2 separate regions of the Homo sapiens genome follow, and region 2 is linked to region 1. The links are chromatin loops, found by intact Hi-C in ENCODE. Cell type or tissue: endothelial cell of umbilical vein. All regions are shown on one strand. Each heading gives the region's core, and the rest is flanking DNA. Links, peaks and the distances in the headings are about the cores only.

Evidence for each region. Peaks named below come from ENCODE experiments on the same cell type or tissue, not always from the same donor. Only the 100,000 strongest peaks of a DNase experiment are listed, where the experiment ranks them.
Region 2: it touches region 1 in a loop (7-fold over the local background); 2 of 110 quality-filtered maps call a loop at or near these places.

The regions. Positions count from the first base shown.
Region 1 is chr20:10,353,230-10,365,497 of GRCh38, reverse strand. No RefSeq gene overlaps it. Among named protein-coding and RNA genes, the nearest start is that of MKKS, 75 kb to the left of the region's middle. In endothelial cell of umbilical vein, for the core only: a CTCF peak has its summit at 7,311; DNase peaks (open chromatin) are centred at 5,747 and 7,977; H3K27ac peaks cover 1,577 bases.
Region 2 is chr20:10,167,013-10,179,280 of GRCh38, reverse strand. All of the region lies in intron 2 of SNAP25-AS1 (SNAP25 antisense RNA 1), which reads left to right. It overlaps LOC105372524 (a long non-coding RNA gene), which reads right to left and starts at 6,852. Exons shown (of 4, transcript NR_187933.1): 1 at 6,495-6,852. In endothelial cell of umbilical vein, for the core only: no CTCF peak of the experiment used is centred there; no DNase peak of the experiment used is centred there; H3K4me3 peaks cover 885 bases; H3K27me3 peaks cover 1,160 bases.

The DNA.
Region 1 (12,268 bases), core at 2,690-10,689:
TAATGGAACTTTTGTAAAACCCCTACATGATAGGGTTTAGAGAGTTTCTGAAGACATGGAGGTGCTGGGAGGTGGCTCTCCTGGAGAAGGCATGAAAGCCCCATAGCCTTTCCTCATACCTTTCCCTGTATACCTCTTCATCTCCCTGTTCATCTGTATCTTTTGTAATAGCTTTTATAATAAACTGGTAAACATAAGTAAATATTTCCCTGGGGTTTGTTAGCCATTATAGTAAGTTATCAAACATGAGGAGGGGATTGTAGAAACTCCTGATTTATAGCTGGCTTTTCAGAAGTACATGTGACAACCTAGGACTTAAGTAGGGGATAGTTTTATGAAACTAAGTCCTTAATCTGTGGGGTCTATGCTAACTCACAGTGTCAGGGTTGAATCGTAGGACATTCAGTGGTTTGCAGAGAATTGGAGAATGGCTTAGTGTGGAAAACCCACATATTTGATGTCAGAAGTGTTGTGAGACTTTAGAAAAACAGTTGTTTATCCTCTTTAATGACTTGTCACAGAGTTTACATACTCTGTAACCAGTGCAACAGACCAAGTAATAGAACATAACCAGCTCTGCAGAAGCCCTTCCGAGTCCCTACCCCAAAGGTGGCCCCATCTGAACAGAACATAGGTTAATTTTGTTTGTTTTTAATTTCATTCTTTTGTTTTGCTTCTTATGCCTAACATATTCATGAGATTCAGCCACATTATTGTGATACATTGTAGTTCAACAGTTTGTATTGGTGTGTAATACTTTATTGTATGATATGCCACTTAACCATTCTCTAATGAGTGGTCATTTGGCTTGTGGCCAGTCTGGGCTATCATGACTAGTACTGTTTAAGCATTTCTGTACCTGTCCCTTGGTGAACATGCATATGCATTCCTGTTGGATACCTAGGAGTAGGATTCCATAGGTGGGTCACTGGGCATGTGCATGTTCAGCTTTAGTAGATATTAGGTTGGTGCAAAAGTAATTGTGGTTTTGGGCCGTGGATTTTAAATCATTATAACTAGCCTCAAACACATCTTTATTAATCAAAATAGGAACCATTATAACCAACACATTTTTGCCAATGAGAAATAAGTTTCTTTTATTCCTGTAGCATAAAAATCCATGCTTCGGGATTTGACAAACTCTTGGAAAGCATGTTCTGCATCCTGCTGGTAGTGGAAGCATTTTCCCTGCAAAAAGTTGTCAAGATGCTGGAAGAAGTGGTAGCTGGTTGGCGAGAGGTCAGGTGAATATAGTGGATGAGGGAAAACTTTGTAGCCCAGTTTGTTAAACTTTTGATGCATTTGTTGTGAGACCTGCAGTTGGGCATTGCCCTGGAGAAGAATTGGGCCCTTTCTGTTGACCATTGCTGGCTGCAGGCACTGCAGTTTTTGGTGCATCTCATCAATTTGCTGAGCATACTTCTCAGATGTAATGGTTTCGCCGGGATTCAGAAAGCTGTAGTGGATCAGACCGGCAGCAGACCACCAAACAGTGACCATGGCCTTTTTTTTGGTGCAAGTTTGGTTTTGGGAAGTGCTTTGGAGCTTCTTCTTGGTCCAACCACTGAGCTGGTCGTCACTGGTTGTCGTATGCAATTCACTACTCATCGCACATCACAATCTGATTGAGAAATTCATTGTTGTTGCATAGAATAAAACAACAGTTCAAAATGATGATTTTTTAAATTTTTGGTCAGCTCATGAGGCATCCACTTATTGAGCTTTTTCACCTTTCTAATTTGTTTCAAATGCCCTAGAAAGGTCGATGTTGAGTTATTTGCCAACTTCCCGTGTAATTGTAAGAGGATCAGCTTTGAAGATTGCTCTCAATTGGTTGTTGTAAATTTCCGATGGTCAGCCACTATGCTCCTCATCTTCAAGGCTCTCATCTCCTTTGCAAAGCTTTTTGAACCACCACTGTACTGTACGTTCGTTAGCAGTTCCTGGGCCAAACGCGTTGCTGATGTTGCGAGTTGTCTCTGCTGCTTTATGACCCACCCATTTTGAACTCAAATAAGAAAATCCCTTGAATTTGCTTTTTGTCTAACATCATTTCCATAGTCTAAAATAAACATAAACTAAACAGCAAGTAATAAGTCATTAGCAAAAAAGTATAAAGAGAGAAATGCCCATTAAAATGATGTATAATATAACCACATTTATTTAAGAATGTATTCCAATATCAAATGGCAAATTCCCATAATGCAAAAACCGCAATTACTTTCGTACCAACCTAGTACTACCAAAGAGTTTTCCAAAGTGGTTGTACCAATTTATACTCCCACCAGCAGTGCATGTGAATTCCACAGGGCTTTTTAAAACACATCTCCATGCACAGTCATGTAATTTTTCAGTTTAGATATTTGAAGTTGTCCCTCTGTCTTATATCCATAGAGATCCTCTCAGTTGAACTATGAGCCTCTCTTTACCTTTTAAGTCATCCCACTTTGAAAGTAAGCTCTGAGTTTCAGAAGAGAAATGCCTGGCTCACTGTTCTGTGAGTTTCACAGCACTCGATAGCCTTTCTTGTTCCTCCTTGACCAATCTTCTTTTGTAACACCAGGTGTATTGATTTGATCATTTCTGAACTTTCAGAGAGCAGTTTAAGGGGCTCACAATTTAATGAGTAATGTTCAGACTAAAAGTTAATTAGTGAGGCATTGAAGAGTTAGCTGAGAAAGTATACTCAATTCTAGCAGAGTGTAACACTGAGCAGAACTTGAGACAGCAAAATCAGGGTGACTTTCACATGCAGTTTGTATGTCTCATTACTTTGTAATCACATGTATGGCCACACATAAGGCAAAGACACAGGGTGTATGTACCTTACAGAAGGCTTTATTGGCCTCATTTTATGCACAGGTGTATAATCTAATACCAATAACACCTATTGATTAACCACTGGCTGTGTGCTAGGCAGTGTGATTGAGGCTTTAGATTCTTGCTATTCAAAGTGTGGTCTGGACATTAGCAGCATAGCCATCAACTGGGAGCTTGCTAGAAATGCATAGCCTCACGCCTCACCCCAGACAGGTGGACTCAGAAACTTCAGTTTAACCAGATGCCAATGGGGTTCTGAAACACATTAAAGTTTGACAAGTGCCGTTTTAGACACATTATCAAAATTAATCCTCATTATGACCATGTAAGGATGGGAGAGCAATATCCTCACTTTAGAGATGAGGAAACAGGGACATAGAAAGTTCTGCAAAGAGCAAATTCAGAGAAAGACTGACAGCAGAGCACAGACTTGTAATCATTATTCCATGAGACCTCCAAATTATTCTATAAGCATTTAATTTATGTATAAATTTTAGGAGCTTACCTTGGTATAAATAAATGCTGACTAACATTGGAAGTCTGGCCTTTTCAGTATTGACTTTTGGTAATTCTGATATGTTGCTGCTGATCAGACAAGGTTGATTAGACAAGATTGAATGTGACAATAGAGAACTAGTTTTGTTCCCAGGTAAGGTGGGCAATTTGGTGTAGATGGATAAGCAGATGAGTAAATGAGTTGACATTGTTGAACTTGACCTGAGCCCTGTGCTCCCATAAAACAGCACAGTTAAGAAATCCTCACAACATTTTGTCATCCAAAATCCCCCCCAACTCTTTTTTGTTCCAGGAAAAGGTTTATGGCAAAGAGCCATCCTCCCTCATAGAGTTAGGTCAGATTGGCTGTCCACTTTCTGATGACTCCTATCACACTTGCATGGAGGCCTCCCTTGTTCACCTGTGACAAGGCCAAATATAGACCTTTCTTCTTTGGCTTGAACCTGCTCAAAGGCCAGAGACAGACCCTCCACCTCTCTTTTGTTTGTCTCATGAATGATTATCTGAGATTAGAACTACCTGTACCCTTGAATATAGCTAGACATAGAGATAAACATTTTCTTTTCGGCTAACAGAGAATTTTCCTAATTGCAAAATAACCTAACTGTAAATCACCCCATTTATAACGTGTCTACACCTCCCTATGAAAGTGTAAGGCAGGCCGGGCATGGTGGCTCACACCTGTAATCCCAGCACTTTGGGAGGCCGAGGCAGGATGATCATGAGGTCAGGAGATTGAGGCCATCCTGGCTAACGCAGTGAAATCCTGTCTCTACTAAAAATATAAAAAACTAGCTGGGCTTGGTGGCACGCGCCTGTAGTCCTAGCTACGCAGGAGGCTGAGGCAGGAGAATCGCTTGAACTTGGGAGGCGGAGGTTGCAGTAAGCTGAGATCATGCCACTGCCAGCCTGGGCAACAGAGTGAGACTCTGTCTGAAAAAAAAAAATGTGTAAGGCAAACTACCTTGCCAAGACACTGTGGGGTTTTCTCCTAGTTTTGATAGTCTGAATAACATCAATTTCCTTACTTGTTGGTTTTTATCTTTAACAGGGCTCATGGTCTTAGTGACTCAGGGTTGGTGGTCAACTTGGCAAAGATGAATCTTGCCTTATTACCTCTGAGTTTGTAACATCAAAGATAAGAAATGATTGTTCCTTTCAAACTGCAAGAATTATCTTCTCCCCCAATTACTGTCATCTTCCCCCAGGTCTGATAACTTTAATAAACTACCATCTTCTTAAAGGCTCTCTGGAGCACAGGACTTCACCTGGGCTCCGGCATCAACCAGTATTAAGTTTATCCTTAGCAGGTTCAGTGGCCTCTGAGTTTCCTGCTAAGGTGCTGAAAATGTTTGAAAACTGTGAGAATATTTAAAGCAGAAATCCCCTAAATGTGTAAGTGTGTAATGAGGTTGCAGAATTGATCTGACAAGCATCGGAAGGCTTTGCACTAAGATATATAATGCATATACTCTTTCAACATTTGCATTTCATTTAATAACATCATTTTGTTCCTCTAGAAGTCTGCTTATCCTTTGAATATAAAAGGTGTTAGGAAGAAATGTGTATTTATTCCATTTTATTTGTCACAAAGGAAGAAATCAAGCTCTTTCCTATGCTTTACTAAAATACATGCTTTCTCCAAAACAGAATTTTAGAAGCAGCAGGGAAAGGAGGTTTGCATTTGTTCTGTCTTCCATTTTTGCCATTAGAAGCAATTCTGAGATCTATATAAAAATCCATTTAAGGAGCCTTCTTTGCATTGCATTTGTGTTGTGGGTCAGATATTAAATGATTAGGAAATAGAGAATAAATAAACAAATAAATAGAGAAGTCCTGATTAACCAAATGGTTTTTGGCTTGAGTTTTTAAATCCTGACACTTGAATGTGTTATTCAGTGTTCTTTTCCTATTAAGTGTGAGTGTATTTAATGAATTCAGATTAGAAACTATTTTTAGGTTCTGTTAAAATCAGGTCTAAGACATCAGCAGGAAGTGAAATATCAAGATCTATTAATTACTGTTTCTGTAAAACTCTATAAAGCTATTATTAGAATTATTATATCCAAAGTTGTCAATATATAAATGTTTATGACTGTAGACCTTCTTATTTGGCATAGAGTCTATGCAGAAAGATCATCTACTTGTCAGTCACTTTCACTGCCCACCTCCAACCTGCTGTCATTAAAATCTCAAGCCTTACTTTCATATCTGTGTTTTCTAGTCTATCTCTAGGGAATAATTAGACAGAACCAACAGCACTGAAGATAACCAAAGGGTTGTAATGGATTTCAGAAGTAGTGAGAAATAACAACAAGCAAAGACCTTTCAGCACAATAGCGACACTGTGGCTGGATTTTGAACCTAAGCCAACTGAATTATTTTTGTAGTATGAGTATACAGTTAGGTTATGGCAAAGTTATCTTAGCCTTTTTACAAAATAACCTCTACTATGAATCAATGCATAAGATCTCAAGACTGTTGTTTATTATTTTTTCGAGGTTATTTATAGACTGAGTTAATCCAAGGTCCAAATAGCAGCACCTTCCGTTGAATGCAAATAATTCCATTTGTATTTTCGTTTTTAAAAGTTGGATGAGCTCATGGTCTACTCATGATAACAAATCCACCAAGCAAGTGTTTGATTTAATTGAACATTTCTGTTTTATAAACTTAAAGCAATTTATATTGTACTAAATGTTATTTTTTAATAAAATAAAATTTATGGTGACATTTAAAAACAATCAAAAAAGTATAAAGAATAGCACAGGGGTAATATAACATGTACCCACTACCCAGCTTCAGAAGTAGAATTTAACCTTTACATTTGAAACTCTTGTATTCTCTCCCCCAGTTACAACTCCCTCCCTTTGGAGAAACCACTGTCTTATTTATTTATTTATTTATTTATTCTTTTTTTAAATTGTACTTTAAGTTCTGGGATACATGTACAGAACGTGCAGGTTTGTTACATAGGTATACACGTGCCATGGTGGTTTGCTACACCCATCAACCCGTCATCTACATTAGGTATTTCTCCTAATACTATCCCTCCCCTACCCCCCACCCCCTGACAGGCCCTAGTGTGTGATGTTCCCCTCCCTGTGTCCATATGTTCTCATTGTTCAACTCCCATTTATGAGTGAGAACATGCGGTTGTTTGGTTTTCTGTTCCTGTGTTAGTTTGCTGAGAATGATTGTTTCCAGCTTCATCCATGTCCCTGCAAAGGGCATGAACTCATCTTTTTTTATGACTGTATAGTATTCCATGGTGTCTATGTGCTACATTTTCTTTATCCAGTCTATCATTCATGGGCATTTTGGTTGGGAACCACTATCTTAAATTTGGTGATTGATATTACCCTGCAATTATCTTCAAACATGACTGTATCCCTAAGAAATTATGCAGAATTTTATGCATCTTTTAAAACTTTACCTAAAAGGTAATATATTGTATGAAATTTTCTTCAACTTGCTGTATTTTGTCAACATATATTTGTGAGATTTATTTCTGTTGATGCATATAACTGTGGGTCATTTTTTTTAACTACTGTATAGTATTCTAGTATTCCTTTTTTTTTTTTTTTTTGAGACAGTCTTCCTCTGCCACCCAGGTTGGAGTGCAATGATACAATCACAGCTCACTGCTGCCTCTATCTCCCAGGCTCAAGGGATCCTCCCACTGTAGACACCCAAGTAGCTGGGACCACAGGTGCATGCCACCAAACCCAGCTAATTTTTTTTTTTATTATTTTTTGTAGAAATGGGGACTCACTATGTTACCCAGGCTGATCTCTAACTCTTGGGCTCAAGTGATCCTCCCATCTTGGCCTCCCAAACTGTTGAGACTACAGGTATGAGCCAATGAGCCCAGCCTGTACAGTATCCCATTTTATAACTATGCCATAACTTATCCATTTAAGATATTGCTTATTTTACAAAGTTGTTTTAATTTATATGTAATTTACCCATAGTGGCCTATAGGGGTCCCTATTGTTTCATAGCCTTGCCACCATGTGCTATGGTCAGAGTTTTCTTTTTTGCAAATTGTAAGAATATGCTAATTATTAATTTAAGTCAACATTTTATTAATATGTAAACAAATTTTAAACAACCAAATATAAAATTTGGAGCTAAATTACCATTCATAGGTATATTAATTAGAGCAGAGATAAGCAAATTTTTTCCTAAAAGGCCACATGGTACACACTGTAGGCTTTGTGTGCCATGAGATCTCTGCTGCAACTACTCAACCCTGTCACTGTAGTGCAAAAGCAGCCATAGAAAATACACAGACAAACAGGCATGGTAGTGTTGCCATAAAACTTTATTTACAATATCAGAAGGCCTATATTCAAGCTATATTTGACAACACTGAGTTAGAGTAAGTGTATCAGAGTTCTTCAGAGAGACAGAGTCAAGAAGATATATATATGTTGTTGAAGGACAAGAGAGGAAGAGTGTATCCTAGCTCCAGCAGATAGGTTGATACATTCACCTTTTTTCTGCTTTTGTTCTCTGGGGCGTCCCCCAGCAGATTGGATGATGCCAGACCACTTTCCCCACCTAGTTCATCCAGACTCACATGCTAATCTCTTCTGGAAACATCCTCACAGATGCATCCTGAAACAATGCTGATATGGTTTGGCTAGGTGCCCACCCAAATCTCATCTCAAATTGTAATCCAAATTGTAAACCTCACATGTCGAGGGAGGGACCTGGTGGGAGATGACTGGATCATGGGGGTGGTTTTCCCCATGTTGTTCTCGTGGTAGTGAGTGAGTTCTCACGAGATCTGGTTGTTTGATAAATTTCTGGTACTTCCCCCTTCTTCCCTCTCTCCTGCCACCATGTAAGACGTGCCTGCTTCCCCTTCGCCTTTCGCCATGATTGTAACTTTCCCGAGGCCTTCCCAGCCATGCAGAACTGTGAGTCATTTAAACCTCCTTTCTTAATAAATTACCCAGTCTAAGATAGTATCTTTATAGCAGTGTGAGAATGAACTAATACAAATGCCTTACCAGGTTTCTAGGTATTCTTTAATCCAGGCAAATTGACACCTAAAATTAACCATCACAGTAAGTAACACTAAATGCTGTAATAAATCGTCTCCAAATTTCAGTGGATTAACACAATAAAGATTTATTTCTTATTTAAGCAAAATCCAAGGTAGAATTTTCTGGTTATTTGGCCCCCTGGGAGTTTCTCCTTCAAGCAGCGACTCAGGCTTCTGTGCTTCCTTCATGTTATGCTCTGTAATGTGTGGCCTCTGTGGTTGCCACAGAAGGGGAAAAGAGATGGTGCATCTGGTCATGTGTCCAGTCAGCAGCACCTCTATATATACTCCATTGGTCATACTCCAGTCAAATGGCTCCAACTGAAGGTCAAGGGAGGCTGGAAAGTGGAGCTGTCACATGTGCCAGGAAAAGAAACAAGAGTAATGAGCATGGAGCCAGTCTGCCACAATATGAGTTAAATATATTAGTATTTCATGAGATTCCACAAAAAGCATCATGATTTCCAGACTTGCTGCCTGAAGAATTTGAAAACCATTAAGGTACGTTCTTCTTTAAAACACTAACACTCCTGTTGGACTCTAGAAATGCTGATCTAGGCCAGGCACCAGTGGCTCACGCCTATAATCCCAGCACTTTGGGAGGCTGAGGCAGAAGGATCACTTGAGCCTAGGAGTTTGAGCACAGCCTGGGCAACATAGTGAGACCTCATCTCTAAAAAACAAAAGTAAATAAATGCTGGTCCAACATTTTCAACTATTAAAAGCCTGAAACAAATTAGTTGACTAAGTGCCACGGATATAAATTAGTATTTTCATTCAATGAATTTCTTCATTCTTGTCTACATTCCCATTCAAGAACAGAATTTCTGGAGTAAAATTGAGACAAATACTTTTTCCTCCACTGTAGACTTCTTGGCTAGGCTTCATACATTTCTTTTTAACTCTTCAACCCAAGGGTCACACATGCTATGGAAATTACAGCAAATACTAATTGATTTTATTCCAAGTTCCTGAGGCTTCTTAGGCACTTATATTATTCTAAAAGAAATGCCCAGGATGGTCATGTGGCACTCTAGGGATGATGTGTACTTTGGGGTTAGGATAATCAGAGTACATTATTTTTCACCAAAACCAATTTGTTCAAGTTATTTGCTTTCCAAACTTCTATCTACAGTCCATTGCTTCTATGGTTCTATTTTATATTGATCACTCTTTTATACAGTGGAAGCATAAAAGACTATATAAACTACACATAGGTTCTATAAACCTTTGTGTTTCTGCTTTACAATGAAATGGCTATCACTAACTTGCAATCCAAAGGCCTTTCCAACAAACATTCAATAGTTCCTTTTTAGTGTTGTGAAATAAATGTAAATGAGTCAATTGGAAATTGGATGGAAATAAAAGAGGATCAAATATCTAGAATGACTAGTATATTATTATTAAGATATAGGCTTTTTCTCTTTTTTCCCTAATAACCACTCCTGTGATTTATTATGAGATGTTGCTGATTATGGTGCTGGTGGTCAGGAGATGATGACTCTGTGGATATTGCGATGTTGTGTTATATATAGTTTTAGCAATATCTCAAGGAGGTATTATTATCTTCATTTTGTTGAAAATGCAACTAAGGTGTAGTGTCCCATCTATCACCACATGCCTAGTAAGCAGTAGAGATGAGACTCAAATGCAAGTTTTCCATTAGAGTTGTTAGTAACACTGTCATCTGTACCAGGGCTGCCTCCGTTAGAATGGCACCCAACTATAGAACACTATGTTTACAATTTATGGCCAAGAAACCCTGTGTTGGCTTTATTTTTTCCTTCACAGATTCCCAGAATGTTATAAAATTCAATTCTTCACATAGCAGTTTGATACTTTGTATCCCTCCCCATGGAATCTGCCCACAAAAATTGTTATTGTTGATTCAGGCTTTCCATTGTCTGGGAAGAAGAGTTGTGCTTTATTAAATTAGAAATGAGAAAAGAACTATTGATCAAACAAAGCAAAATGAAACATTACTTGAAGGAGTGAAAAAAGTGTTGAGCTTTCTGAGAAATGAATTAAACCTCTTTGTTCAAGTCCTAAACACACCATATACAGGAAAAAAGCCTTAGCAAGCGTCATAGAAAATATTTATGGGACTTGGTGCAGTAGCTCATGCCGTAATCTCAGCACTTTGGTAGGCCAAAGTGGGAGGATTGCTTGAATCTAAGCTGGTTTGAAACCAGCCCAGTGAGACCTTGTCTCTATAAAATGAATTAAAAAAAAAAAAATAGTTGGGTGTGGTGGCATGAGCCTGCAGTCCCACCTACTCTGAAGGCTAAGTTGGGAGGATCGCTTGAGCCCAGAAAGTCAAGGCTTCAGTGAGCCAAGATGGCCGTCACTGCACCCCAGCCTGGGTGACAGAGCAAGACCTTGTCTCAAAAATAGTAAAAAACAAACCTCAAAAGAAAATGTTTAAACCCTTTAAAAAAGAGAGAAGAAAATATTCATCAACTAGATAGAAAAAATGTTAATTTATGAAATGCTCATATCATTGTGTTTTGCATCAAAGCACCTATATGCTTTGATTTTAAAAAGAGATATCACTATTAAAACTGTTTAATCTTTCTGGAGCTCAGTTTTCTCATCTGTAAAATAGGAACAATAAAGTCTATTCTTCTTATCTCTTGGTGTTGTAAAGGCTAAATGAAATGATTAGCCATTCCTATTGACTTTTGTGCTTTTCCCACTGCTCTCTATGGGTGCACTGGCTGTTGGAGTGGCTATAATCCTAAGGAGAGAAGAATAAGCCTGCCATTTCCCAGCTTCCTTCAGGTAGCAATACCAATAGAATATGCACTGCTGGCTGGGCACAGTGGCTCATGCCTGTAATCCCAGCACTTTAGGAGGCCGAGGAAGGCAGATCACGAGGTCAGGAATTCAAGACCAGCCTAGCCAATATGGTGAAACCCCATCTCTCCTAAAAATACAAAAATTAGCCGGGCATGGTGGCGAGTGCCTGTAGTCCCAGCTACTCAGGAGGCTGAGGCAGGAGAATCACTTGAACCCAGGAGGTGGAAGTTGCAGTGAGCCAAGATCATGCCACTGCACTTCAGCCTGGTTGACAGAGTGAGACTCCATCTCAAAAAAAAAAAAAAAAAAAAGGAATATGCACTACCATGTAGATATGCTACACTTGATTTATTATAGACTGACTTTGACCAAGGTCAGGGAGAGAAATCCACTCGGGCCCATAAACTCTCAAACAAACATTTAATTAAGTTCAATTTAACTCTATTATAAATAACTTTAGAATGTTTTCTCTCTACGTTATCTTTTGTAACCTCAATCCCAAGGTGGAACTAGAAAGACAACCACTAGCTCCACATGTAATTACTATTTACTTCCTTTGGATGTGTTTTTTCCCATTATCAGATGGGGAAGTTCAGGTCTTAACCAAGGAAGCCTAAGTGGGCTTGTGTTCAGGCTCTGTGGGACTCCCTACCCCACTGGGTCACATTCCAGCTGTGTTCTTGGCTCAGTTCACTTTTGTGGTTTCAAGAATGTAAATAATTTGCACTTTTACCCTCTTCTTTTTATCTATTTCTGCACAAGGTATTGGTGACCTGAATATATTTCCTTGAATTCATCGACTTCAAATATTCCATTTCTGTAACTGACCTCAATATGTTTTCCTCCTTTGAAACAATAAACTCGCTAACAGATCAACACAGTCTACTCATAGTGAAAAGATCATGAATAAACATGAGATTCTTTGGAATTTGGATATTGCTATTACTAGCTTTGTGTTGCTCGTTTTAAACCCAAAACACTAGTAAGGGTGAACTAATCGTCCCAGGACCACACGTTGTCTTTCCTGTCTTTAAATTTTTGCTCCCGTACTTCTGCTTCTTTCAATGTCCTCTTGCT
Region 2 (12,268 bases), core at 2,330-10,329, 190 kb after region 1:
TAATATTGGCAGATAACAAGCATCATAAAAATCTCATCAAAAATGATAAAAGCTGTGTTTGGCACCACAACGTCACTTGGAAACTGGCCTCTGTTTAATAGTAATTGTCTGAATCACTAAGAATATTTGCCTGTTCCAGGCTTATCACTGGGACTAGCTCTAACAACCGTCAGCATTTATTTATTTTTTCTTTCCTTCATGAGCTAAGTTTCCCTGCATTATTAGTACACAGAGGACTTCTGAGATGAAATGAAGCTTGGTTGATTTACTGCATCTCCTGCTGCCACAGCGTGTGCTGGAAATGAGACTTTGTGCCCAGGAATAGTGGAAAGGGGCACCTGTTCCATGTCCTGCTTCTGCCTCCCAGCCAAGGATCTCTGTGGATGCCTTCCAGACAGTTAATTTAACTGGTTTCCTTGGATGGGCCAACAGCACAAGCTCTGGGCTCTGGCAATTCCCAAGATAGGACCTATTTACCACATACCTTGTTTTGCTGACTGCAAAACTCTTGTTAGAACATGCTTATTTCTTCCCTAAACACTTAAATCATCTTTCTAGTTGAAGCCTGCATATCCTTTGTGGAAACACATGGATCCTACATCTAGTTTCTTTCAACTTGCTAAACTGCTCCTTGTAAGTTATCGAAGCTTTATCTTTCAACACAAGTGTGCAGAATGGAAATAGCAACCATAAAGCAGCCAATCAGTTAATAGGTATTGAGTGGGGGAATAATCTTTCTCTCTGCAGTAGAAACATACATAAAAAACGTTATGGGTTATATGTAAGTAAAAAGTAATGACCAAAAAATATGAGTCACAATGGAGTACAATATATGTATAAGCAATAATCGAGGAATACAAAATTAACAAAAGAGTCCAATCTTCAAGACAGTCCAAAGATCCCACTATTAGCCACTCTACCCCTTGCATGTTTAGATAAATAATGGGAAACTGCTGTGGAACTAATGGATGCCATTGCAAAAATCTGCTACTATAAGCAATTTTATAAGTTCCTTGAGGTTGAAGAAATTAAACAATATGCTTGATCTGGTCTTTGGATTACAGATCTTTCATTTCAGATCTAGACCCAGCCCAACTTATTGTTTGCTGGTACAACCCAAATATGATAGGACTCTCTTGTGGACCAGTTTTTGCCTGGACAAGATAACAGTGTAGTTTCTGGTACCTAGAAGATGAATGTAAATCTTTACTGTAAGTTTTCTCAAAGATGTAGTATAGGGGCTTCTCACAGTGAGTTGCTCAGAAAACATTCACAACATTCTCTCTAGGTATCTCTTCACAAAATTTTTCAGTGAGAACAACTGCTAAATTTTCTCTCTTTTTCCAAACCTTCCTTTCACCAGCATGTGGCTTCCCATTTCTTCATTCCCTACTCTGCAATATTTCTGCCCATCATGCTTATAATATGGGAACTCCCTCACCCCTTATGCTTTACAGTATTGTTCTTCTGTTCTTTACACTATTGTTCTTCTGAGAATCATCCTCCTTCCCACTCCAACTTTAAATGAAATTCCAGTAAATAAAATTCTTCACTATGGTTAAAGACAGAACTCCCCACTCCTTAAGTGTGGGCTACAATTAGCATCTTGATTCCAAAGAATACAGGATGGAAAGGGAGAAAGAAGCAACTTTACAGTGGAGAAGTTGGCAAACAGCACATTAGCCAGATGGTCGAGGTTAACGTCATTGGTCATAAGTCACGTTGATGATATGCACACTTGATATCATGTGTTTAAAATGCCATTTTGCCTCTGTGGTCTTTTCTCTGTGGGAAGACAATAACTCAAGTGTAACTATGAAAAGAAAAATTTAGAAAAATCCAATTGAAAGGCATTTCACCTGACTAGCTCTCCTCAAAACTTTTGTGGTTACCCCAAAAAAGGAGAGTTTGAAAAACTGCCACAGTCCAGAGGAGTTAGGAAGACATGACAAACCAATACAATGTGGTATCCCAATTAGGATGTTGAAACAGAAAAAATGTTATTCGGGAAAAATCAATGAAACCAGAATAAAGTATGGAGTTGAGGTTTTTTTTTTTTCATTAAGAAAAGGACAATTGATGTTTTGATTTGGACCAAGTATTTAGAGAAGGCACAAACTCTGGTTGTCCTTTCAGGGGACATAATGATTCTTAATTAAATTTGCTCCAGATAACTACCCAGTTTGCATGTGGTTTAGGCCTGCCAAAGTGTTACATTAAAAACCAACTAAGTTAGTGGCCGATAGTAATAAAAATAAAAAATAGATCAAACTTCACTTCTGTATCTGGAAGAAAAATAAGAGATTCAGTTCATAACTCAGTACAGTATTTTAAAACATTCTTTCTTCTCTCTAGTTTTCATGTGGCCTGTAGTTTTATTCATTCTACAAATCCCTTCCTTTCTATTCTGCACCCCAGCTTTTTTTGCTGCCCAATCTTATGTGGTTCTCCTGTCTCATTCTCTTACTTTTTTCTTCCTGATTCTTCTAAACTTTATCTTCCCATTATTCAGAGTCAACCACCACAAATCCTGGGACCTTACCCAGTAAAGACAGTGGGGAATACACAAAGTTGAGTGATCAAACAGAGCATTCTCATTCACAAGGAGAAGAGAAGGGGATGAGGGGAGGCTGAGAACCCTGTAAATTAATATGGATTGCCCCGTCACAAATACAAACAACTGGCTTTGATAGACGAACTAGCCTTCAGGGAACCATAACAACCACTGTGGGTGAAAAGTACATCCAGAGGAGGAATCATACAGTCTTGGTTGAAGTCCCAGTGACACCACTTAAATGGTAAACTCTATGTTCTGTACAGATAAGATCTATGTCTGCCCTGCTTTCTGTTGTGACTCCAGTGCCCATTCCTGGAAAAGAATTCCTATATATTTGATGGGCGAATTTGAGAAGAAGAGTATCAGTTTCTTCCATTGTTAGGTAGCACATTTAGGCAATTTCTGCCTAACCACTTCGCAGAGATCTTATGATAATGGACATGAGCTACATCGTATGGGAAATAACTTGGAAAAAGGAGATATAGTGGACAAAACATCAGTGTGGACAGAGTATCAGTGTGGAAGGCAGCATAATCCTATATAATTTATTTAATCAAATGGGGACTTGGGTAAGCTCGGTGTCTGTAGTTTCTCATCTGTTAAATGGGGAGGATTGGGCTAAATGATCTCTGAGCTCTTACTGGTGCTCTGCAATGTGACTTTGCAGCTCCTTCCATCAAGAAGCGGGGTTGTGGCCGGGCGTTGTGGCTCATGCCTCTAATCCCAGCACTTTGGGAGGCCGAGGCGGGTGGATTACCTGAGGTCAGCAGTTTGAGACCAGCCTGGCCAACAAGGTGAAACCCCACCACTACTAAAAATACAAAAATTAGCCGGGTGTGGTGGCACACACCTGTGGTTCCAGCTACCGAGGAGGCTGAGGCAGCAGAATCGCTTGAACCTTGGAGGTGGAGGTTGCAGTGAGCTGACATTGAGCCACTGCACTCCAGCCTGGGTGACAGAGCAAGACTCTGTCTCAAAAAAAAAAAAAAAAAATGGGGTTGTGACACACTTTGACAAATAGAATGTGGCAGGATGACAGTGAGCAAGTTCTGAGTCCGAATCTCAAGAGACCTTGTGCAATTTTGCTCTCACTCTTGGAACCCTGCCTCCCCCATGTGAATAAGCCCAGGCTAGGCTCTGAAGGGTTGACAGATACATTAGCTCATCACTCCCATTGCCCCAGCCAAGAGCCAGCCAAGTTCAGACACAGAGCCACTTAGCTGACCAGAAGCCAATTGCAGATCCCAGGTAAGCCCAGAAAAGCTATCCAAGTCTATACAAAGACAAGTCAAACACATCATTTTTTAAGTTACCAAATTTAGGGGTAGCTTGTTACATGGCAATTGTTCATGGAAAAACTTTCAAATCTAAAATGCAGCCAATCAATTACTTTGGCTTCACTTGCACTTTCAGACAGAGGGCACATTTTCCAGGGAATCTCCCGTGACCAAGAAGGGAATCTGAAACATCCAATGCATTGTCTTGATGGTCTGTTGTGTGCTTCTGTGTACTTCCTATACATCACTGCTATATTAGCTATTATAAAAGCTCTTACAGTTATGGTTAAAACCTATAAGAGCTACTATAAAAACCTATAAGAGCTATTATAAAAGCTCTTATAGTTACGGTTAAAAGAGGTTCCTATGGTTGGAACCTCTTTACTTCTTAAGCTCTTTCATATTTAGCAAAGGCTAAGCTACCAATAACTCTTGATACTAACTGAAAAAAACATGTAGTAGAACATTGCTGTCTTCAGTTTCCTCACCCTTCTCCACTGAAAGCCATTATCCTTGAAGATGGACAGCACCCACTTGTCTTTAGCTATCTGGAATCTTTGACCAGGAATGTTGAAGCTTGCTTGTTTGCTGTCATATTAGATTAGAACTCTATTCTCTGCATTTTAAAGCAACAGATTAACTCTGCTATGATGCGGCATATCATAGAAAACTCAGTTCAAAGTTTTCTTGGGTGAAAAGGGGGATTTAATATCTGTTACTGGAAGTATCTGGCTTCAGAAGTGGTATTAATTAGATTTCAGTCTTTTTCACTCTATGAATAATCTCTTTTCCTCTATGTTGCCTTAATTTACAAGCAGATTTTCTCCATGTGGTGGCAAAATGCCTGCTGGAAGCTCAAGGCTCCCATGTTTTCTCCTAAATAACTGCAGCAGAAACAGATCTTTCCCTTCCCAATAGTTTCAGCCAGTCTTGAGACTGATTTTCATTGGACCCCCTTGTATCACATCTTCTGCCTGAACCAATTACTTCTTTCAGGGGAATGGAAAAATGCAAAGGGGCCAAACTGGTAGCCTGCTATTCCCTGAAAAAAGTAAATGGGAGGTGATGATGGGGTTAGTGTAACTCAATCAAGTGGACCAAGAAAGAGTGGGGTTTCCAAAGGAACATCAGGTGCTATTAGTGGAAGGGAGAACAGATGCTGACCAGCAAACTAGCAGCTCCCACGAGAGCAGAGGTTTTCAGTCTTACTGTTGTTATAGTCACCTGGGGGAGCTTTTAGAAAACACCTCTAGAGGTATGGTCTGAGGTATGGCCTGGGCATCAGTGTTATTTTAAATTCTCCAAGTGCTTCTAGTGAATAGCCAAGCAAGAGAATTGCTGTGTTAGAGATATTAATAGGTCATTAAACCTTACCCTAAGGATACCTTGAAGTGCTATGGTTTTGTTAGTTTAGGTTTTATGTTAGTTTAAAGGAGTGCATCTCTCAGGTAGAGTTTCCAACTCTAGAGGAGGCCAAGAGTCAGTGTGGTGCAGTGATCTGGGAATAGATTGGGGTGGGTAGGTGGGAAGCTGTAATTGCCCCCAATCTGAAATACATTAGCAACCTCCTTCTGTGTACACAGCTGCCAGTCCTGATGGAAACTTCCGAAATTAAAATTTGAGAAATCTTTTTTTCCAGAAAGCCAAAGAATACACTCTGATGCCCCCAATTACAGAACGAGAAGTACAGAAGGTTAGGTACCTGGTCAGAGGCCACTTCCTCCAGGGTTAAATGTATAGACCCTTGGGAGTCCCTGGCATCATTCAGCCTGTTGAGCCCACCCCTGGCTCCCTGACATCGTATCAGTGTGGGGTGGAACAGCCATTGCTATCTCTGCTACTGCAGTGTTTTCTCTCAGCTGGTTGGAGGACTGGATTCTCCTCATCTCTCCAGTGAGGAAAAGTTCTGGCCAATCACAAGAAGCCAACTGGAGACTGCAAATATGGGGATGAGATGGCAAAATCTGTTTTTGGAGCTGCAGGAGACACACCTCTCCGTGTGCAGAGATGCCCCAGAAACTTGTCAGGCGGGCATTGGCAGCTGCTGAACGCCCAGGGTTGCGTGGGGGTTTCGGAGGCTGTCTGGGTCTCCACACTCGGAATTCCACGTCTTCCCTTACCGAGGTCGAGGCCCTGGGAAAACCACTCTGTGTTGCTTCTCTCGCAATTTTAACTTCCAAGAAACCGGAAGAAGAGAATGCCCAGGGAAAAGCAGTGGATGCAGGAGGCAAAGTAATGGATTGCAAATCCCAACCCCAAAACCTTGATTCCTGTCTGCGTTCCTGCCTCAACCTCAGTTTTCTCTTCTGTAGAATGGGATATTAGATAATGTTTGACAGTCCTCCAGGCTCTGTGGGTTCTGAAGCTATGATGAGGCGGCAGCAGCCACTAACCTGCTTTGCTTTGGGGGCAACTCGTGGTTTGCAGCCGATGGATTGTTTATGACCCTTCTCATTTTTAAGAGCAAAAGACACCTCCTTTCCTCCTTGTCATTTTCTTCCCTCCTGTCCACCATCACTGTCATGGCAGGAGCATGAACTTTGGGTTAATGTCTAAAGTGTGTGAAGGGCAGGCCAGCCAAGTCCCATCTCTACGGTTTTACTTCCTATATCACACAGGGAGCTGTTTTGCACTTCTGCAGTTATGAAAGCTCAAGTTACCTTCCATTTTTGTTCCTCTCCGGTCGTCTGTCTTCCTCCCCCTCTCCTCTCCAGTCCTGACCCCGCTTCCTTCGCTGCCGTTTACTGATCACCCGCGTTGTGATGACGCCAGGCATTGTGCCAAAGGCGAGGGCCCGAATTCATCAGGGGGTGGATTAGAAGGCTCTGTCCTAAGCGAGCCTATCTTCTAACAGAGCAGATGTAGAAATAAACAAACAGTGACAATGCAGCCACAGCACAGCGCCCCGAGGGCTCCCGCGGAAATGAGCACAGGCTGTTTGGAAAGCCCACGGGAGGCCCCTTGACCCAGGGGATGCCTTGCTGGCGCCCCTCGGCTCGGTGGCAGCGGTGGCAGATTGCAGGCGGCGCGGGGGTGGTGCTGTCACCAGCCCTGCCAGTGCCGCAGTGAGTCAGGAACCCCGCCTCCCAGCCTGCGCCCGCGAACAAATCACCGCCACCCAACTCACTGCGGCACCGGACAGATTCCCTCCCGTCTACACCCTCACCGCTGCCCCGTCCTCCCTCCTGGGTGCCCCCCCCGCCCCCCCGCGCCTTCTGCTCTTCCCTGGGCTCTGGCTCCCCGACCTTCCGCCCGGCCCGCTGCTTTAGCAGCCCGAGGGGTGGGGGTGGCCGGCCCAGCTCTAGGGAGGCAATCGCCCCGCTCCGGTGTTCCTTTGCATCAGGAAGCTTGCTGGGGAAAGGGGAGAAACAGAAACAGTGAAATGACTCAGGATTTTTGAAGGGCTGGGACACAGTAGCGCAGAGGCCTCACTTCAGAAGAGGTGGGAGGCAAGACGCTTTGCCAGTCTCTGTGCCTCAAACACAGGGCCCCTGCCCAAGCTCTGAGCTTGAATTTCTGCAGGAGAGTAGAAATGCAGATATAATTTATAGCTCTAAAAATAAACGGATGATTTTGGATGAATTCACACCAAGCAGGTGACCCAGAAAAAGGAAGTAAGCTCTCAGAACCTTGAGCGTCCACAAAATAATCTCTGCTGGACAGAGATCGAGTTCTCTCAGCCGGCTGCCTTTCCAGTTGACCTTTAGGGAAGAAAGGATGGAAATGAAAAGTAGTGACTAGAGTCATTTCAGTCTCAAACTACCCAAAGGTACGTCGCAGCAAAGCCACTCTGAGATGTATCCCGCTGGTTTGAGACCCCCTGGCTATGAGGGTCACAGGTTCTGCAGGAGTTCCTGCTGTAGCTAGGATTGACTTTGTACCTCCCGGGTCACTAGCCATGGGCTAATGGCGAGGAATGGTGCTGCCTTGGCCTCTGGGATCAAAGACTTAGCTCAGGCCCCGATGGGCTTCAACCAAGATGGGCAGTAATTTGTTCAGTAAAACATATGACTCGGAATCTCAGCTCTTAGAGTGGCAGTGGGAAGCTTCTCGTTTCTCTGGTCCATACCAGTTTGCTATCAGATGAGGAAATGGCTGCCCGTCCTTCATACAGCAGCCAAGGTCACATTCAGGGAACCTAAGTCAGTTCATACCCTCATCTGCTCAGATTCCCCCACTGCCTTCCCATCCAAAGTCATTACCAAAGCTAAAAGACCCTCCAGGATTGGGCCCCTGTTATCGCTCACCTCCTTGCCTTCCATTCTCCCGGCTGTTCCCTCTGCTCCAGAAGTACTGGCCTTCTCCCTGTTCCTTGAAGATGCCAGGTGCACCCCAACTTCATGGCCTTCCTGCTGTCCCCTCCACCTGGAACTCTATTCCCTCAGATATTTATTTTATTTCACTGCTCAAAAGACCATCCTATCCAAAACAGCATCTTTTTCACAGCACTTTTGTTCTCTATTGCTTTCATGTCCTTATTATATATTTATGTATTGGTTTATCATATATCTTCCCTAGAAGGTAAGTTCCCTTAGAGCAAGGACTTTGTCTTGTGGACTGTTCTATTCCCAGTGTCTGACACGTTGTAGGTGTCAGACCTGTAAAAAGAACGAGGTTGGAATAGGCCCCATAATTTGCTTAACTTCATGCAGTCGGTTAGTGGCACAGCCAGGAACCAAACCCTCATTTCCTCCTCCTGGTCTAGAACTTTTCAAGAATCTCACCATCAAGCTGGTTATATGGAAATGATTTTGAAATGGAATCAGATTGGACAATGACCACTGGACAAGCTGGACACCTTTTGAGCGAGATGCACTTTTTAGGGTCTTCTAATCTCTCTAAAAGCTCAAATGCTCCTTGCTTTGGAATGTGAATATCTATAAAATTGATAAGTTCCAATAGATGTTGAGAGGTTCACAAGGCAGTACCAACCTCTGGTCTTTCTTGATATTTCTTCTTTAGTCACCTTTGAAGGCTTGGCTGGATGCCAAATTTTATGGAGTTGAGGGCCTTTGTAATGCAGCTCATCCTACCCATTAAGGCCAAAGCTATTTTTGGAAGAGTGAGTCCTGCCAACTGAACCCAAAATTATAAAATCATAAAATCTGTATCAATATGTTGGAGTGTGGCTGGTGATCATCTGGGCAAAGACGAGCATTCTAAGAGGTTCAGTCCTCTTGAGGCTGTTTTTTGAGCTAAGAAAAGTTCCTTTCCTTAGCAATGATTTACTTTCTCTTCTAAGGTTGTGTATTATAAAGAAAGTCCAAGAATTTCAGCAGTGCTAGTACTTTTTAAAATAGCATGATGCAAAGAAATAATTCCCAGAGTTAGAGACAGGAAAACTGGGTTTGTGTCTTGGTTTCTCTATATACCAACTCTGTGACCTCCTTTGTACTCTGAGTCCCCATTTGAACAGTTAGGGTCATCCTATCCAACTGAGAACACCATTGTGAGGGTCAGATGAGTTAGTGTGGAATAAAGTGCCTTGTAAGCACTATAGGATTGGATACTACAGTGCCCAGCATGATGCTATTAGAAAGAATATATATATTCTTATAATTGAGAACCAAAGTCCACCTTTCTGAGGCTACACTCAGGGTGGGGGATATGTACAAAACAAAGCCCACTGGGGTATAATAAAAAAAGTTGAGAGCCAAAATGGAAAACCTGCAGGTGTCAAGAATCAAATATGAAAGAAGCACTGTGCCAATGACTAGGGAGGAAATGTGATCAATGAACACTTTGGGAGAGTTGCGATGGCTGAATCACAGGGCTGGAACTTTGAGAGTTGGAGAGGCCAGAGAAATGGATCTGACAAAACTGAGATGAAAACACAAAGCGGAAGGAATGGAAAGATGGGTAAGGCAGGACTAGTTCCTATTTTCCTCCCTTCTTTAATTTAGTAAATACTGTTGAAGTGCTTACCATCCAAGTGTTAGGCACTGTCTTCTTTCCATCATCTTCAGGAAATTGTCCCTAGATACCTGATGAATAGTCAAGTCCTTCTTTGTGTAAGTGGGTTGATACTGGTACACTCTTCTCCCCTCACCCCAGCTTGGAGCAGTTTCTTAAAGAACTAAGCAACTTAAACCTCTGAAACACCTAGAAAAGCATGTAATTTTCTATAGATGGAAACCTGCCACGATTTCTAGGAATGCAGGAGAATTGGGTTTTCTGGGGCTTTGGAAATTAATAATCAAGCAAATCTGAAATGGTAAAATAAGACCAAACAAAACACTTAATCTTACCCTTTTATTATCAATTTATCCAACACCTATCTATATTTTCTACTAGCTGCCTGCCTCTGTATTGCCTGTGTTTATCGATAAACTATAAGGCGATGAGCATCCTGTCTTCACAGCACATCAAGCACCAGGTCACTATGTAAAGAAGCACATAAGAAATGTCGTCTAATGGCAATGTGTTTTCTCTAACTTGTTAACCACAAAATAATCTTTAAATGTTTGAAGTTTTCAACCATTTATTAAATATTGATCTGGCACCCCGATATTCTATTTTGTGGGTATAACTTCACCTACCTTATTTTTACTACCATCTCACTTCCTAATAATAGCTTTTTGTAAATTAATGACTATGTAGATCTTGATATTGAGACTGCTGATAATTTAGGACATCAAAAGAGGTGGTGATTTGCTGCCTGGAAAGAAACAGACAGTAATAATAACAAGGGGCAGAGTCCATTTGCATTGAAGTGGAAGTAGGAAGATGAAAGAAATATAGCAAGTGTATTAGTCAGCTATTGCTGTAAAACAAGTCAGCCCCAAACTCAATAGCTTCAAATAACAATATATGTTCTTTCTTGCTCATGTGTCAGCAGTTGGCTGCATGCTGGATGATCTAGGCTCGGCTCAGATGTGCTTGTCTCAAAGCAGTGAGTTAAGTTTAGATCTATGCACATGTTTCTCATTTCCCTTGGTTCAGTGAGCTACTGTGGGCAGATAATAGGAGCACAAGAGGACAAGCACAACCAAGTAAGTCAATTTCTAGTCTTTGCTTGCATCACACTTGCTAACATTTCATTGGATGAAGCAGATCACCTTTCCATTGCCTATCATTAATGGAGCAGGAGAGTGTATTCTGTCTCTAGTGTGAAGGATTGCAAAAGGTCCCATGGATACAGGAAGGAGTTAAGGACTTGCATCAATAATGGATAAATAAGAATCCAGTTTCTCTATTTGGAATGTTCCCAGATTGTGGAAATATATCCTATTCTACCCTTTGATGTTCTAACTCATTGGAATCTGTTAATCCATGGATTAGGCTTTTCAAGTAGCAGTTGGACTTCTCCAGTGATGGCCCGTTTGGCTGTAGGTTCATTGGTGAATGCCAAATCAGATGCATTACTGGACAGAATCAGAGTCTTAGCTTCAAGTCCCAGTGGCACATTTACCATTGGTGCATTCTTGAGTGGTTGTTTAACCTCTCCAAGACTTCATTTTCTTCTCTGTAAAAATGGGGGTAACAATTCATGTTCTATTTTTTCACATGGGATTGTTAAAATTTTCTGTAAACTGGAAATAAGTATACCTGTAATGTAGTATTATTACGGAGCAAAGAGCTTAAAGTCTTCTGAAGGGTACTATTTGTACTGGAAGCTTGTGGAAGCTGATCTTCTTGACTGATTCTACTGATTCAATGACTTGCATTATTCTTATGCCTCTTAGGCTTGTTCTTGGGGCAGCCAAATTAAAGCATAAGGAATTTGAGTTGGGGGTGTGATAGAGTGGAATTTTCAATAAAGGGACATAGAGAAAGGTGGTAAAGCCAAGGAAAAATCCAGCCCACTCCTTGCTCTTCTGAATACTAATTCTGCCATCCATGGACGTCCTAGGGTCTTAGAGCATGGAAGCTTGAAGTTAACATCCTTTGCCGCAGTTTTGAATTATTTCTTCCTGGTTCTTCTCGAGTGGTTTCTCTAGAGGTTGGAGCATGCTATGGAGGCCAATACCAACAAACATGGAGTAATGCACAGCTTTCAATGGTGTTTGTGGTTTCATTTGCTTGGCTTTCATTTTAGTTATAAAATTCTTGATTTTCATGAATCCACCTAAAAATACATACTTATTTAACAACTTAGCAGTCTACATTATACATATTCATATCTGGAATGCCATCTGTTCTATCTCTTGGAAAGAGTTGGTTCCTCGGTGTGTGCCATCCATCCTCATCCAGGAGGTAGCCTGGGGAGTCCATATGGCTTCTGGCATTTTCCAGGCCATACCAGTACCTGGGCTCAGGGCCAGGAATTGGTCTGGGATTAGGAATGAGCATGAAACCAAATGGACTAAGGTTGAATCTGGAGGATAATCGAACTTTTCAGGCTGTTTCTAAAAGGATAAGAAAAGGCTATGGGCTACTTCTTGCAATGTCTCAGTGACAAAATTCATTATGTGGGAGGATTTCTCCCCAATGC